2 separate regions of the Homo sapiens genome follow, and region 2 is linked to region 1. A link is a contact called in ENCODE Hi-C or POLR2A ChIA-PET data. All regions are on one chromosome and are shown on one strand. Each heading gives the region's core, a stretch centred on a gene start or an enhancer-like site at or near the end of the contact. The rest is flanking DNA. Distances are from core to core; before and after follow the strand shown.

What was found. Hi-C counts contacts between places; a loop is a spot of excess contacts on that map. ChIA-PET counts read pairs that join two places held with the same protein, here RNA polymerase II (POLR2A). Pooled maps may share reads with other maps.
Region 2: a map of mammary epithelial cell shows a loop between it and region 1 (10-fold over the local background). The contact joins two enhancer-like sites. A Hi-C loop is called at or near these places in 26 of 168 maps with a recorded cell type or tissue (A673, CD8-positive, alpha-beta T cell, Caco-2 and 19 more), 8 of 37 single-sample maps with no recorded cell type and 33 of 50 pooled maps. POLR2A ChIA-PET finds 5 or more read pairs at or near these places in 5 of 52 experiments (A673, OCI-LY7, WTC11 and 2 more).

Annotation. Positions count from the first base shown.
Region 1 is chr5:72,609,112-72,612,636 of GRCh38, forward strand. All of the region lies in intron 7 of TNPO1-DT (TNPO1 divergent transcript), which reads right to left. Among named protein-coding and RNA genes, the nearest start is that of ZNF366, 100 kb to the left of the region's middle. Within about 2 kb of position 2,185, at least 2 of the 41 ENCODE cell types and tissues checked have a DNase peak (open chromatin) inside an H3K27ac peak, as active enhancers do.
Region 2 is chr5:72,841,157-72,844,920 of GRCh38, forward strand. All of the region lies in intron 1 of TNPO1 (transportin 1), which reads left to right. Among named protein-coding and RNA genes, the nearest start is that of TNPO1, 26 kb to the left of the region's middle. Within about 2 kb of position 1,860, at least 4 of the 41 ENCODE cell types and tissues checked have a DNase peak (open chromatin) inside an H3K27ac peak, as active enhancers do.

The sequences.
Region 1 (3,525 bases), core at 935-3,434:
GTGAATTAACCAGAAAAAACCATGACAGAATATTGTGGAGTGATGAAAACCTTCTGTTTCTTGATTTGGGATATAGTTACATGATTTAACACCATCAGTAGTATGCTGAGTCTGTCTCTTACACTCCTGAGGGTAGAATTTTTGTAAGCCGATTGTTAAACCATCGCTAGCTTAAAATCAGCTATGGTGGGAGTATTTAAACCATGCAAACCAACAAATGCTACAAATCAAGTTTGGGTCTTTCTGCAGAGGGCCACTTTACCAGCATACCCTTGAATACATTTGTCCAGCTTCATCAAAGTATACACTTAAGATTTATGAATTTTAATGTGTATAAAATTACCTCAATAAGGCACTGGTAGCAAAGAAGAAAAAAAGGATAAAATAGTGTCTTCAGTTAGTGAACCAGTCTAGTTGTTCATTTGTGACTTTCATGTCCTTATGTGCCGTTTCAAGCCTTCATGAGTTCCATTTTCTAAAATTGAGGCTCACCACGATCGTAGTAAATAGCTGGCTTGACACTGCGTACTCTGTGAGCCGCTGAGCTACATTTGAATTAGGTATAGTGAATTTTAATATAATCTGTGTCCTAATTTTTACCACCTCTCTTAAAATATCCTTACATACGTAAAGTATAGGCCCATCCTTCTTTTTAAAAAAGTTTCATATGTTAAAGTCTTTATATGTCAAACACAGCAAATATTATATTACTGCATATAAACTTAGTTCACCATTCTTTTTAATTGAGTAAATCCCTATCACTTTTATGCTTTATTTTCATTATCTTTTGTTTTATGGGTTTTTTAATACCTGTAAAAAGAGCTATGGCTATGTTGAATTCAAATAACACAAAAGGCTAAAAAGTCTTTCCCTAGACTCTATCCCAAGTCCTACTGTTTAAAGAGAGCAACGGTTGGCTGGGCGCGGTGGCTCACACCTGTAATCCCAGCACTTTGGGAAGCCGAGGTGGGCGGATCACGAGGTCAAGAGATCAAGACCATCCTGGCCAACAGGGTGAAACCCCGTCTCTACTAAAAATACCAAAAAAAATTCCTGGGTGTGGTGGCACGCCCCTATAATCCCAGCTACTCGGGAGGCTGAGGCAGGAGAATCGCTTGAACCCGGGAGGCGGAGGTTGCAGTGAGCTGCTATCGTGCCACTGCACTCCAGTCTGGCAACAGAGCGAGACTCTGTCTTAAAAAAAAAGAGCAATGGTTAAACATTAGGATATAGCTGTCCAATCTTTTTCTACATTTATATTATACACAAATCAAAATACATATACACACATGCTACACTTTTAAAAAACAAAAATAGGATTATGTATAATGTTACACAACTCGGTCTGTTTATTTTATCTTCCATGCTCATCTTTCCATGTCAGTGTAGGTGAGCTCTACCTAAGAAAAGCTTCGTAGGTACCACTACTTATTTAATCAGTCTCCTCCTGCTGAACTCTTAGACTTTTTCTAAACTGTCATCATTACAAAATTCCTACAATGAACACCCTTGTGTTAAGTTGAATCATTTCAAATTGCTGTTTGTGTATATCAAAAAATGGTTGAATAGCAGTAATTTCAAATGGGTCATACTATACATTTGTATTTCTATAGGATACACTTCTTGAAGTGGGATTGGTGCATCAAAGAAGATGTGCATTTTTATTTTGATGACTACTACTACACTACCCACCTCATAGATATGCCAATTTATACTGTGCTCATTCCCCATGCCCTTGACAATAATAAAAGCTTTCAATCTTTTTAATTTTTGCTAGAAGATTATGCCTCCGTGTTTTGCTTTGCTTTCTTTCCTGATGATTGAGGAGGCTGAATATCTTTTCGTATGCATACTGCACCCAGGACACTTAAAACATCATTTGATTCTCCCACAATCCTCCAAACACACTCCTATTTACAAAAAGAAAATCAAACCTCTTTTTGAGAGAATTAAAGAACAGATGCCTATCGTTAAAAGGATTCCTTTTAGGAAGCTGGGACGGATTATTTTTCTGCCTTCAAATTTCTATTCGTTTCTGTTACTGGACACACAAACATGTATTGTTTTTGCCTAGAGCGAACTCCTTTGACCTCACTCTTCTGTTTTCTGAATTTGAATCACTTGGAAAATCCACTGGGCTTTGGATCTGAGAAGCCGACACTGGGCTCTGGGCAAAGCTGTGGGCTTTGCAGCCTGCCAGCAGGGGGCCTCTTCAGCTCTGAGAGGCCTCCTGGCCAGAGCTCCATTTCCTCCCTCCTAAACAAGCTTCTCCCCAGCGCAGAGAGGCAGTTGCTGGCTTCCACTTAGGCAGGATAATTTAGTGAATGAAAGTCGTTTGGCTTCCACCATAGTAATTAGTATGCAAATTACCAGTATATTACCTGCAGAGTCATAAATTACATTGACAGACTTAATATTCACAGATTCAACATTCCAGTGAGGGTAATTTTTCTATTTTTCAATAGTTGTAGACCAGGCCGATCCACCACCTTATTGAACTGTTATGCATTAAATCAACAGTTGAAAAATTAAGCATTTTCCAAAGCATTTTATTATGCATTTATTTCTTTCAGTAGGCAGTCAAGTGGAACATTAAATATGCAGTGTGTCTAAGAGTACTAAATGGCTGGTGAATACATTTAAGCCTAAAACAGTTTTTTTGTAACTTAAAAAAAGAGACACAACACAGGAAAATCTATATCATAATACAATCTATTGAATCTTTGCCAACACCATTAGAACCAAATATTTTCTAGCTCAGGTTCCCGTAAGTAAGAGGAATCATTAATCCCCAATAAGTGGTTCAAGCTAATGCTGCTCACAAATGGAAAATGGCTGGCCCATAGGAAAGGGGTGCAGTGAGTCCACGTAGGGGTGGACAGGGTCAAGTCTCATCATGTCAACATGATCTTTCCTTCTTCTATTCACCCAAGAGACCAACTGAGCCCGTATTCTGTGCCAGGTCAACAAGATGATTCCTGCCTCCAGGGGATTTAAGGACAGTTAGAGTCAAAGTCTCTTAGCTCAGCCCCTGCTGATGGACAGCATGGTGAGCACTAATCATTGAAGAGTCATGGGGAACACCCAGCACCTTTTCTACGTCCAGCCTCAAAAGCCACTGGAAAGTTAGTGAGACTCAATAATTCCTTCCTCCAGTTCCTCTCTGCACATTCCTACAAAATAAAATTACCTTTGCTTTAAGAGTCTAACATTACTATTGAGGCCATTGAAGGACATATTTATTGATGGTTTCAACAAGGAGATCTGAGAAAGGTGACTAGAGATGGTTAGCAGGAATGTACTGAGAGACACCCATTCACAGATGTGCAGATAACGCCAAATTGCAAATAAACCAGGTGGCTGATGTCTGACATTTGGTCCTTAACTTTAGAAAGTACTTAGCATTTAGAATACCATCCTTCAAACCAAACAAAAGAATTATCCTACGGAGATAGAAAAAGGCAGGGGAAGAAAACCACTTTGCTGCCACAGCTTGGGCCTGCAGTGGCTTCTGTGTCCCCACAC
Region 2 (3,764 bases), core at 610-3,109, 230 kb after region 1:
GTTGCCCAGGCTGGAGTGCAATGGCACAATCTTGGCTCACTGCAAGCTCCACCTCCTTGGTTCAAGAGATTCTCCTGCCTCAGCCTCCCTAGTAGGGATTACAGGCGCCCGCTACCACACCCAGCTAATGTTTTGTATTTTTAGTAGAGATGGGGTTTCACCATGTTGGCCAGGCTGGTCTCGAACTCCTGACCTCAGGCGATCCACCCGCCTCAGCCTCCCAAAGTGCTGGAATACAGGCGTGAGCCACCGCGCCCGGCTCATTATAGACTTTTTTTTCCACCTCCCAGGTTCAAGCAATTCTCATGCCTCAGCCTCCTAAGTAGCTGAGATTACAGGGGCATGCCACCACGCCTGGCTAATTTTTGTATTTTTTTAGTAGAGACGGGGTTTCACCAGGTCTCGAACTCATGACCTTGTGATCCGCCCGCCTCGGCTTCCCAAAGTGCTGGGATTACAGGAATGAGCCACCGCGCCCAGCCTATAGACTTTCTTAAAGGACTTTCTAGTTCCACTGATAGCTATAATTTAACAAGTTTGTCAACGTTTTGATTCATCATTAGGTGCCTGTAAACTTTTCCTTCTTTCCCTTCATACCTGAACTTTGGTTCAATTTCTCATGAAAGTTTTATTAAATAATTGTATTCTTTAAATAGCATGCTCTTTTTAGATCATTGGATAGCTCTGATTTTTTTTCTCCTTGCTCATCATAGCATTTTTCTGTAAAAAAAAAAAACAGTATAAGAGAGATTTTCTGTGGAAGTCTACATATCTGATTCACATTCAGCAAATGATTCAGCAAATTTCTTAAGCTGTTTTGATTTATCTGCTTGTCAAATAAAAATAATACTTGCTACCTACTTACAACAGAGGGGTGTTGTGAAGATTATATTTAGAATGTTTTTAACTCATTTACTCAATGCTATGAGAATACCTCATTTTTATTATATTGTCATACTATATACATACTACTGGTTTTTTAGATCTATTATGACTTTTATGATGGTGAAGTGTGATTTTACTTTTCTCTTTTACCTCACCACAAAGGTATCAAAATATATGTTCTTTCGTATGCACATGGTTGTATTTATGAGTAGTTTCCCAGTTTATGGAGATTGATGTTTCTTTTGGAAAGGCAGTATATCAGGGGCTTCCAGACTGGACACTGGAGCCAGATTAGTTGGGTTTGAATCATGGCTTTGGCATTTACTAGCTGACCAACCTTAGGCAAGTAACTTCTCTGTGCCTCAATGTACTTATTTGTAAAATGTAATTAATAGAGCAGCATCATAGAGTTGTGAAGTGCTTAGAACACTGCTTGGCACTCAAAAATATTAGCTATCACTATTACTAACAAAATAGTGCATGTGTTTAAGTCTTCAATATTTAAGTACCAGAGTTTTTGGTAGCATCTTGGCTCTCTGTGAAACAGGACTGCCCTTCCCCTAACAAACTGGAATTCCATTTTATATGCAGATTGGACAGTTAGGTCTTCCTATGGCTCCTCCTGCCCTCATTGCAAACTGATGGGTTTTAAAAATCATTTTTATTGAAATATGACACATTCTAAAAATTAACCTAATATTAAAGCTATAGAACAAAAGATGAACCTCTCCTTCCCCATGTCTAGGAGGATTAATTCTTTTCCAGACTTTGATCATGTTTTTTATCAATTTAAACCCCTTTCACAAGCTTTGTATTATCCTTAAGATAGTCCAAGCTTCTTAACATCATCTATGAGGTCCTCCTAGCCTCACTTTTGCTTTTTGATAATTCCTGTTAGATTTCTGATAAAGAGTCACTTCCTCAAGGAAGTCCTTTCTTGACCTCCTAACTGGGTTAGCATAATGTTTTCACAGCCCTTAGTCATTTACCATAGTCATTCTCCACTGAGGCAGTGCTGCTCTCTGGAGGTGTCCTAGTGACTGGGAGGTGCTCTTGTCATTTACTGGGCAGGGCTGAGAGTGCTAGATGTTCACCATGAAGAATTGTCCTAGCTTTGTATGACTTGTAAATGTCTTGTTAGATAGTCACAAAGGTGTAAGAAATCTGTTTATAGATATCAGAGCCAAGAGCCTAACTCAATTTTACATATACATGTGGAACTTTTTGCAGAGTTTTAATATATGTTGAATTTTCTAGGAATAAAAACTATGGCCAGGCAGGGTGGCTCACGCCTGTAATCCCAGCACTTTAGGAGGCTGAGGCGGGCAGATCACTTGAGGTCAGGAGTTCCAGACCAGCCTGGACAACATGGTGAAACCCTGTCTCTGCTAAAAATTCAAAAATTAACCGAGCGTGCTAGCACACACCTGTAATCCCAGCTACTCGGGAGGCTGAGGCAGGAGAATTGTTTGAACCTGAGAGGCGGACGTTGCAGTGAGCCGAGATCGCACCACTGCACTCCAGCCTGGGTGACAGAGCAAGATTCCGTCTCAAAAAAAAAAAAAACAAACCCAAAAAACAAAAAACTACTATGTTATTGAAGGACAATTGTACCTTGTTTTGTTTGGATCTCTACCAAGAGTTGTTTACCATTTTGGGAAATGACGTCACTAATAGCAACATTTCTCACATTCATAGTGATTCAGCATATAGATAGAAACATCTAACTTTGAATTTAGTTGAAATTAGATGGAAAAAATTTTAATTGAACCAGATGGGGGGAAAATGCATCTCTGTCTCCTGGTGGAATGTATTTGCTTTTCTCTCTTTTCCTATTGTACTTTACCATATACTTTATTCATTGACAGGTCATCTGCCTCTCTCACCAAATGAGAACTTAGTGAGGATAAAAACAAACTATATTTTACTTATCTTTGAATCTCCAAAATTCACTGAGCACATGGTAGTTCTACTTAATAGTTACTCAGTTGAATTAATAGCAACAACAATAGCGTTTATTCAACAAGTATTTGTTGAATCGGACTCTGCCAGGCAAAGAGAGTGAAAAGACACTGTCCCTGCTCTCAAGGAACTTGTGATCTATTGCCAGGACAGACCTAGAAATAATTATAATACAATATGACAGTTTCTAGAATGGAAATAGCTATAAACCATAGATCTGTAATGAAAAATACACTTAAGTCTTGTGAGGAGATCTTGGAATAATGACACAGAAGAGAAATAGTATCCAGTATCAATCATAGTGCCAAGAAAGACTCTCAATAAATATTTGGAAAATCAGTGAATGAGGGTAGCTCTAAAGAGTGAGAAGGAGTTTGCCAATTGGTCAGGTTTAAGGAGGGCATTCCCAGCAGGAAATCCCTATGCAAAGGCTCAGAGGTAGGAGAGGTGCAGGAAAAGATGATGGAGCATAAAGTTGGAAGTTGAGTCATAGATAAAATTGTCTTTGAAGGTGATGAACCAGATGATGAAGAGACTTCTTCCATGAAAAGAAGTTAGATTTTATCTTGCAGATGCTAGAAAGCCATTCATTTAACTATAAAACTACTATTTTTCAAATTACACATATTGTGTGCCAGGGACCTATGATCTGCATACAGAGTTAGTATATTCCCATTTTAGGGTTGGGAAACTAAGACTTAGATTAATTAACTTGCCCAGGTTTTCACTGCTACTAAGTGGAAGAACTAGAATTCAAACGTGGTCAGTTGAGTCCATATCTCCAGTCTGCTTTTTAAACTATATTTTACAGACTATCCAACAAGGAAGAAGCTATATATTTTTACTTTCTCTTCAGCCAGTCTGGCTTCTTTACTTCACATGATTCTCAACTGTAGCAAATTCAAAATTTTTATGTA